2 separate regions of the Homo sapiens genome follow, and region 1 is linked to region 2. A link is a contact called in ENCODE Hi-C data. All regions are on one chromosome and are shown on one strand. Each heading gives the region's core, a stretch centred on a gene start or an enhancer-like site at or near the end of the contact. The rest is flanking DNA. Distances are from core to core; before and after follow the strand shown.

The links. A loop is a pair of places that touch in the nucleus more often than their neighbours do. Pooled maps may share reads with other maps.
Region 1: a loop to region 2 is called in a pooled map, with 3 times the contacts of the local background. The contact joins two enhancer-like sites. A Hi-C loop is called at or near these places in 2 of 37 single-sample maps with no recorded cell type and 3 of 50 pooled maps.

The regions. Positions count from the first base shown.
Region 1 is chr6:18,403,522-18,407,042 of GRCh38, forward strand. All of the region lies in intron 2 of RNF144B (ring finger protein 144B), which reads left to right. Among named protein-coding and RNA genes, the nearest start is that of RNF144B, 18 kb to the left of the region's middle. Within about 2 kb of position 2,235, at least 7 of the 41 ENCODE cell types and tissues checked have a DNase peak (open chromatin) inside an H3K27ac peak, as active enhancers do.
Region 2 is chr6:17,991,661-17,995,157 of GRCh38, forward strand. No RefSeq gene overlaps it. Among named protein-coding and RNA genes, the nearest start is that of KIF13A, 5.8 kb to the left of the region's middle. RefSeq lists an enhancer at 1,876-1,925. Within about 2 kb of position 1,976, at least 3 of the 41 ENCODE cell types and tissues checked have a DNase peak (open chromatin) inside an H3K27ac peak, as active enhancers do.

The DNA of each region.
Region 1 (3,521 bases), core at 985-3,484, 410 kb after region 2:
ACTCCTTTTACTATTCATTTCTTGGAGCCAAATGGATTTTCCAATGTTTAAAAAGTGAGAGGAAATATAAAACATTTTAGACCAAGCCGTTCTTTCCCTTGGGGCCTGTCGGGTGACCTTTAAGAAAAGCCCACAGTTGGTTTGGGAGACCGTCTTAGTCCATTTTGTGTTGCTATAACAGAATACAGAGGCTAGGTAATTTATAAAGAAAAGAGGTTTATTTAGCTCACAGTTTTGCAGGTGGAAAGTTAGAGAAGCACGGTGCTGACATCTACTTGGCTTCTGGTGAAGGTCTCATGCTAGGTCAAAACACAGCAGAGAAGGTCAAAGGGAAAGTGGACATGTGAAAAGAGACAAAACCCAAGGGGCATCCTGGCTTTCTAAAAACTCACTCTGGCAGGAACTATTAAGAATTCATTCCCGCAAGAACTAATTCATTCTCGCCACAGCAAGAACTCAGCCACTACCTAGAGAGTGGCACCAAGCCATTCCCCAACTAGGTCCCACCTCCCAACACTACTACACTGGGGAAGAAATTTCAATGTGAATTTTGGTGGGGATAAACAAACCATATCCAAACCATAGCAGAGACATTTACAGTTTGGGAGGATTTGCAATGTGTATGTGCACACACAGTTTGGTAACTTTCAAATGAAGCATGAATCTGTGGTGGATCTTTCCTGGGTTCTAACTGTTACCTGCATTAGGAGAAAGTAATGCCACTTTCCTATTTCTACCTCTGTTTCTCCCTTGCAGTATAGCATAGTGTGTTAGAATGCAGATATGGAGATAAGAAGACTCAGGCTCAAGTTCAGGCTTTGTCATTTGATGGTGTATGATTTGGGGCAAGTTGTTTGCCTTCTCTAGACTTTAGTTTCTTTGCCTGTAAGACGGAGGGAGGGAGGGGTTGACAATACCTACCTTTATTTCCTAAGATCCATCAGTGTGCTGAGCTGTTACGTTCTTCAAAAAGATTTCAGAGAAAGGAAAGCCTATAATGATTTGACTGGCTTCCTCACTAGCCTTTTATAAAAAGGTGGTTATATAGGTAATTACAACCTCACTGCTATTCTGAGATACTCAGAGATTAGCAGTTAGGATAGAGAGAAATGTCTCTTTTGGATTTGTTCAAAGTGTGGCTTTGAAATATTTAAACTAAATATCTAGAATTAGGACTTAACAGGGAAAAAAAAGTGCCAATACAACTTTGACAGTAAATAGATGAGCACATTTATGGTGGATATAAAAGATTCAGATGAAAGGGTGTTTCAAAGTACCACATATTTAAGAACTTGCTTACTTCCAAGAACATAATAATATAATTACTTGTTGGCTTGATATGTTAGTCTAGTATCATTTTAAGTTCCTTTTATTGAGAATTCTCTGGAACCACAAGAAATAATGAGGGATCTTACTCAAGGCCAATGCCACAGAATGATTCTCTGTCCCCTCTTCTGGTCATGAGACCTGCCAACCTTTCCCAAAGCTTTCAAATTCTCCAGCTCCAGATTCCCACGTCTTCTACTACTATTAAATGGGCCGAACTAAGTTCTGCCAGTTCAAAGCACTGTATTATTCTGTTGGTTTCTGGTACCTAAATATGCTTGCTTGCAAGGTTAGTTTTTTTCTTTATTATTATTATTATTATTATTATTGTTATTATTATTTTTGAGATGGAGTCTTGCTCTGTTGCCCAGGCTGGAGTGCAGTGGCACAATCTCGGCTCACTGTAACTTCCGCCTCCCGGGTTCAAGTGGTTCTCCTGCCTCAGCCTCCGGAGTAGCTGGGATTACAGGCATGTGCCACCAGGCCTGACTAATTTTTTTTGTATTTTTAGTTGAGTTGGGGTTTCACTATGTAGGTCAGGCTGGTCTTGAACTCCTGACCTCGTGATCCACCTGCCTCGGCCTCCCAAAGTGCTGGGATTATAGGCGTGAGCCACCGTGCCCAGCCGCAAGGTTAGTTTTATGCTTTCCCTTAACTTTGCTTGGGGTGGTTAGCAGTAAATCAGTGAATTTGTCTTTGTTTGTGAAATAACTTCAATATACTCACTGCTTATATCCATTAAGAGATTTAATGACAATACTATGGTGACTTTTGTATTTATTGGTCAAGTCACAGGTTTACAATGCCGATTTTATTGGCACTATATTTTTCCACTGACAACGGAGCCACTGCAGGGTCAGATGGCATCTGTGGAAAAAGAGCAAACAGTAACAGCATGAGAAATGGATTAGAGATGACTCAAGGAGGAGCTGGCTTCCTGGACCTATGATCTCATCCATGCCTAATGCTTACCACTTACTTATTCAAGGAAAGTAGTAAAATGTGGCAAGAGAGGAAAGAACAGCAGAAGAAAACCATACTATTAAGGCCCTAATGTCTTTGTCATAGCATCATAGTCCTAGAATTGTAAGTGACCTTAGATCTTCTAGTTCCCCCACCCTCCTAATGAAAGAAGTCATTTTCTGGGATGCCAGTATGGTTTGGCATTTAAGAGAATGGGTCTCAAGTTTGGTAGCTTAGGCTTTATTTATTCAACAAATATTTGCTGTGTCTTGCATAGTTCTGATGGTTTGAATATAGTGGTGAACGATCAGATTAAGCCCTGGTTTTCAAATAACTCAACTTTTCGTATGAGACATAGATGCTAACAAGTAAATACAGAAGTCAGGTGATGGTTTGTGCTATGGAAAAATAGGGTGAGGGGGGTCAGGAGTGCTGTGGGGAAGAGGGACTTCTACTTTATTAGATGATCAGGGAAGTCTCAGTGATAAGGTGTTATTTGAGCAGAGACCTGAAGGAAATGGGGAACAAGCCATACAGATATCTGGGAGAAGAGGGTTGTAGGCAGAGGGAAGCAGTATGGAGGTCTTAAGTTGGGAGTGTGCTTGGTGTATCCTGTTACAGCAAAGGAGGCTGGTGTGGCTGGAAAAGTGTGTGTGTGTGTGTGTGTGTGTGTGTGTGTGTGTGTGTGTGTAGGGGGAGTAGTAGGAGATGAAGGCTAAGTCCCATGATCTTCTCTCTGCAAGCTGGAGACCCAGGAGAACCAGTGGTGTATTTCCAGTCCAAGTCTGAAGGCTTGAGAACTAAGAGAGCCAGTGGTATAAGTCCCAGTCCGAGGGCAGGAGAAAACTGATGTCCCAGCTCAGGCAGTCAGGCAGGGAGACGAATTCTTTCCTCCTTTTGTTCTTTTTAGGCCCTTAATGGATTGGATGATGCCTGCTCGCAATGGGGAGGGTAAACTGCTTTACTCAGTTTACCGATGCAAGTGCTGATTGTATTAGTCTGTTTTCACACTGCTATAAAGAATACCTGAGATCTATAAAGGAAGGAGGTTTAATTGACTCACAGTTCTGCATGGATGGGGAGGCCTCAGGAAACTTACAATCATGGTGGAAGGGGAAGCAGCCACGTCTTACATAGTAGCAGGCGAGAAAGAGAGCACCACACTTATCAAACAACCAGATCTCGTGAGAATTCACTATCATGGGAACAGCATGGGGGATACTGCCCCTATA
Region 2 (3,497 bases), core at 726-3,225:
GAAGAATAGGTCTTAAGGTGAGAGGGGCATGATTCATTTGGTGTTACAGGTTAGAAAAACAGTTCCCATTGGTTCTTTGCAGAGTGACTCTTCTTTCTGCTTTCCTGACCCTTTCCAACTTTAAAGACCAGATTAGTCCTCACCTCTTCTATGAAGAGTTTACTAGTCTGGGCATGGTGGCTCATACCTATAATCCCAGCATTTTGGGAGACTGAGGTGGGCGGATCACTTGAGTCCAGGAGTTCAAGACCAGCCTGGCCAACCCAGTGAATCTCTGTCTCTACTAAAAATACAAAAAAATTATCTGGGCATGGTGGCACATGCCTGTAATCCCAGCTACTTGGGAAGCTGAGGCATAAGAATTGTTTGAACCGGGGAGAAAAGAGGTTGCAGTGAGTCAAGATCATGCCACTGTACTCCAGCCTGGGTGACAGAGTAAGACTCTGTCTCAAAAATAAATAAATAAATAAATAAATAAAAGTTTACTAAACATTTCTTTTTCAAAACAGTTTAGCCTTACATCATTAGGAATTATGTCTTTTTAGCGTTTGAAGGGCCTTTGGGAGTCCTGTGGACCTTTTTACAACAGCCCCCAAAACGGCCACCCATTCCGTGCTTGGATTCCGCTGACAGAGTTCTCAAATTGGAAGAGAAGCTGAACTCAGTCAGGGGACTCCTCAAGTTCTTCGCCTAGGAAAGGCCTCCATGAAGAATCAGATTTGCATCCCTGGGCATTCCACCTAGTGACAGAAGTGCTGCCTTCTCCTGCTTCCCATGCCAAATCTAACTCCCTTTTTTTTTTTTTTTTTTTTTTTTTTTGAGATGGGGTCTTGGCTGTATCACCCAGGCTGGAGTGCAGTGGCGCAACCTCGGCTCACTGCAACCTCCGCCTCCCAGGTTCAAGTGATTCTCCTGCCTCAGCCTCCCGAGTAGCTGGGATTACAGGCACACACCACCACACATGGTTAATTTTTTGTATTTTTAGTAGAGAAGGGGTTTCGCCATGTTGGCCACGCTGGTCTCAGACTCCTGACCTCAAGTGATCTACCTGCCTCAGCCTCCCAAAGCGCTGGGATTACAGGCATGAGCCACCATGCCCAGCCTCCAAATCTAACTCCTGCTATACCTGAAGCCCCTCAGATACTTGAGGCTGGCTTTCATGTCCTTCTGAAGACTTCCATTCCCCTAGAACATGCTGTTCTGGTTACTGTTGTAGTAAATCCCACCAAAATTTAGTGTCTTAAAACAACAACAATCTGGTGGTGTGTGCCTGTAGTCCCAGCTACTCAGGAGGGATGCAAGGACTTTTCTATCATGACAACAGGAGAGTTTGGGATGCTGGACAGTATCCCATTCTGGAGTCAGCGAGGAGAAGAAGCTCAGAGTGTGGGCCCACTGCATACAGGTAAAGGCCCATCAGAGAGCTGGCCCAGCCTGGCTAGAGGCCCTGGACTGGGGCTGAGGTATGGAAAGACCGGTGAGGCTTGCTTGACAGAACACTCTGGCCCAGCCATCAGCCAGCCTTACAATGCCCACAGATCACCATATGCCAACGAATACAGCCATGCGTACTAGTCACTAAGAGGGCCCTGGTCTATGCTCCTTTGTCAGGAAGAGCTTGTTAGCATAGCTTTACTTTAGAAACTGGAAACACCATGGGTTCTGAGGAACTGGCAGACAACTGATAGATAACAAACATCCCAAGGACTCTGGAATCATCCCATTTCAGATGTAAGACTAAGTTCCAAAGTTATTTCAGTCAGAAGTAGCAGATCAGGCTGCCAGGCTGATCTAAAAATTGCTAATGTCTTAAGTCTGCAGAGAATCAAAGAATAATCATAGAACAGTCAAATACTTTTAAATAAGAGGCTTTCTATAAACTAGTTTAACAACCATGAGTCAGCCTAGGCTAAGTTATGACATGGTGACCAACAACGCTTGAATCTCAGTGGCTTACAAAAAGCTTTATGCCCTACACGCATGACTTGTCCATCACAGCCTGCTTGTGGTTTTGCTTCTATCATTTTCTTTCTGAGTCCTAGGCTGACGAAACAGCCCCTAGCTGAGTCAACGCTGGTTTTGTAACAGAAGGAAAGGAGAAGGTGGCAGACCACACAATAGCTCCTCAAGTTTTGCTCAGAAATGGTACACATTGGCTGGGCACGGTGGCTCACGCCTGTAATCCCAGCACTTTGGGAGGCCGAGGCGGACAGATCACGAGGTCAGGAGTTTAGACCAACCTGGCTAACATGGAGAAACCTCGTCTCTACTAAAAATACAAAAAATTAGCCAAGCGTGGTGGCAGCGCCTGTAATCCCAGTATTTGGGAGGCTGAGGCAGGACAATCGCTTGAACCCAGGAGGTGGGTGTTGCAGCAAGCCAAGCCCATGCCACTGCATTCCAGCTTGGACAACAGAGCAGGACTCTGTCTCAAAAAAAAGAGAAAAAGAAAAAAGAAAAAGAAAGGAATGGTACCCATCCCTTCTCAATTTTCATTGGACAAAGGAAGTCACACGGTCAAGCCAAGCATCAATGGAAAAGGGAAAAAGAATTCTCCCCCAGGGAGGGACTCCAAACCATTTATTACAAGAACATTTATATTTCACAACAGTTAACAGTAGATAACATTTATTAAACACTGACTACTTACCAAGCATAGTTTCATTATTTAATCCTCTCAATAACCCTATGAGGCACAAACTATTATTGTCATCCTTCATTATAACTAACCGGTAAAAAGTAAAGAGACAATTTAAGCAGCTTGCCCAAGGTCACATACCTGGGAAGTGATGGCCTTGGGATTTAAATGCAGGTCTTCAAAAACCACAGCTCTCACTTCCACACTGTGACTGCTTCAGATGTGTTTTCCGAAATAAAGCTGCCGACCTACATAATTGGAATGTGCACGTGAGTGGTTTTTCTAAGGGTGATAATGGATTTGCCTTGACTCGTCTCTATTTTTCTGGCACAAAAAATATAAGCAATATAAACAACACTAAATATTATGCTTTACAGTTCAATGCAATATGTAGTCTCCACAAAAGAGTTACAAAATTTATGGGAGATAGAAAAGATGATAATCCTTTTGACAGAAGTAAGGGGTAGGCCACACACAGTGGCTCATGCCTATAATCCCAGCACGTTGGGAGTTTGAGGCGGGTGGATCACCTGAGGTCAGGAGTTCAAGACCAGCCTGGCCAACATGGTGAAACTCTGTCTCTACTAAAAATACAAAAATTAGCTGGGCGTGGTGGTACACACCTGTAGTCTCAGCTACTCAGGAGGCTGAGGCAGGAGAATTGCTTGAACCCAGGAGGCAGAGGTTTCAGTGAGCTGAGATCATACCGCTGCATTCAAGCCTGGGTGACAGAGCAAGACTCCGTCTCCAAAAAAAAAAAAAAAAAAGTAAGGGGTAAAGGAAATTGGGCTCAGAGTAGCAGAGTAGGAAAAGCAGACTTTGATGTCAGACCCACTGTGGTTTGTTTTCCAGCCTCTGT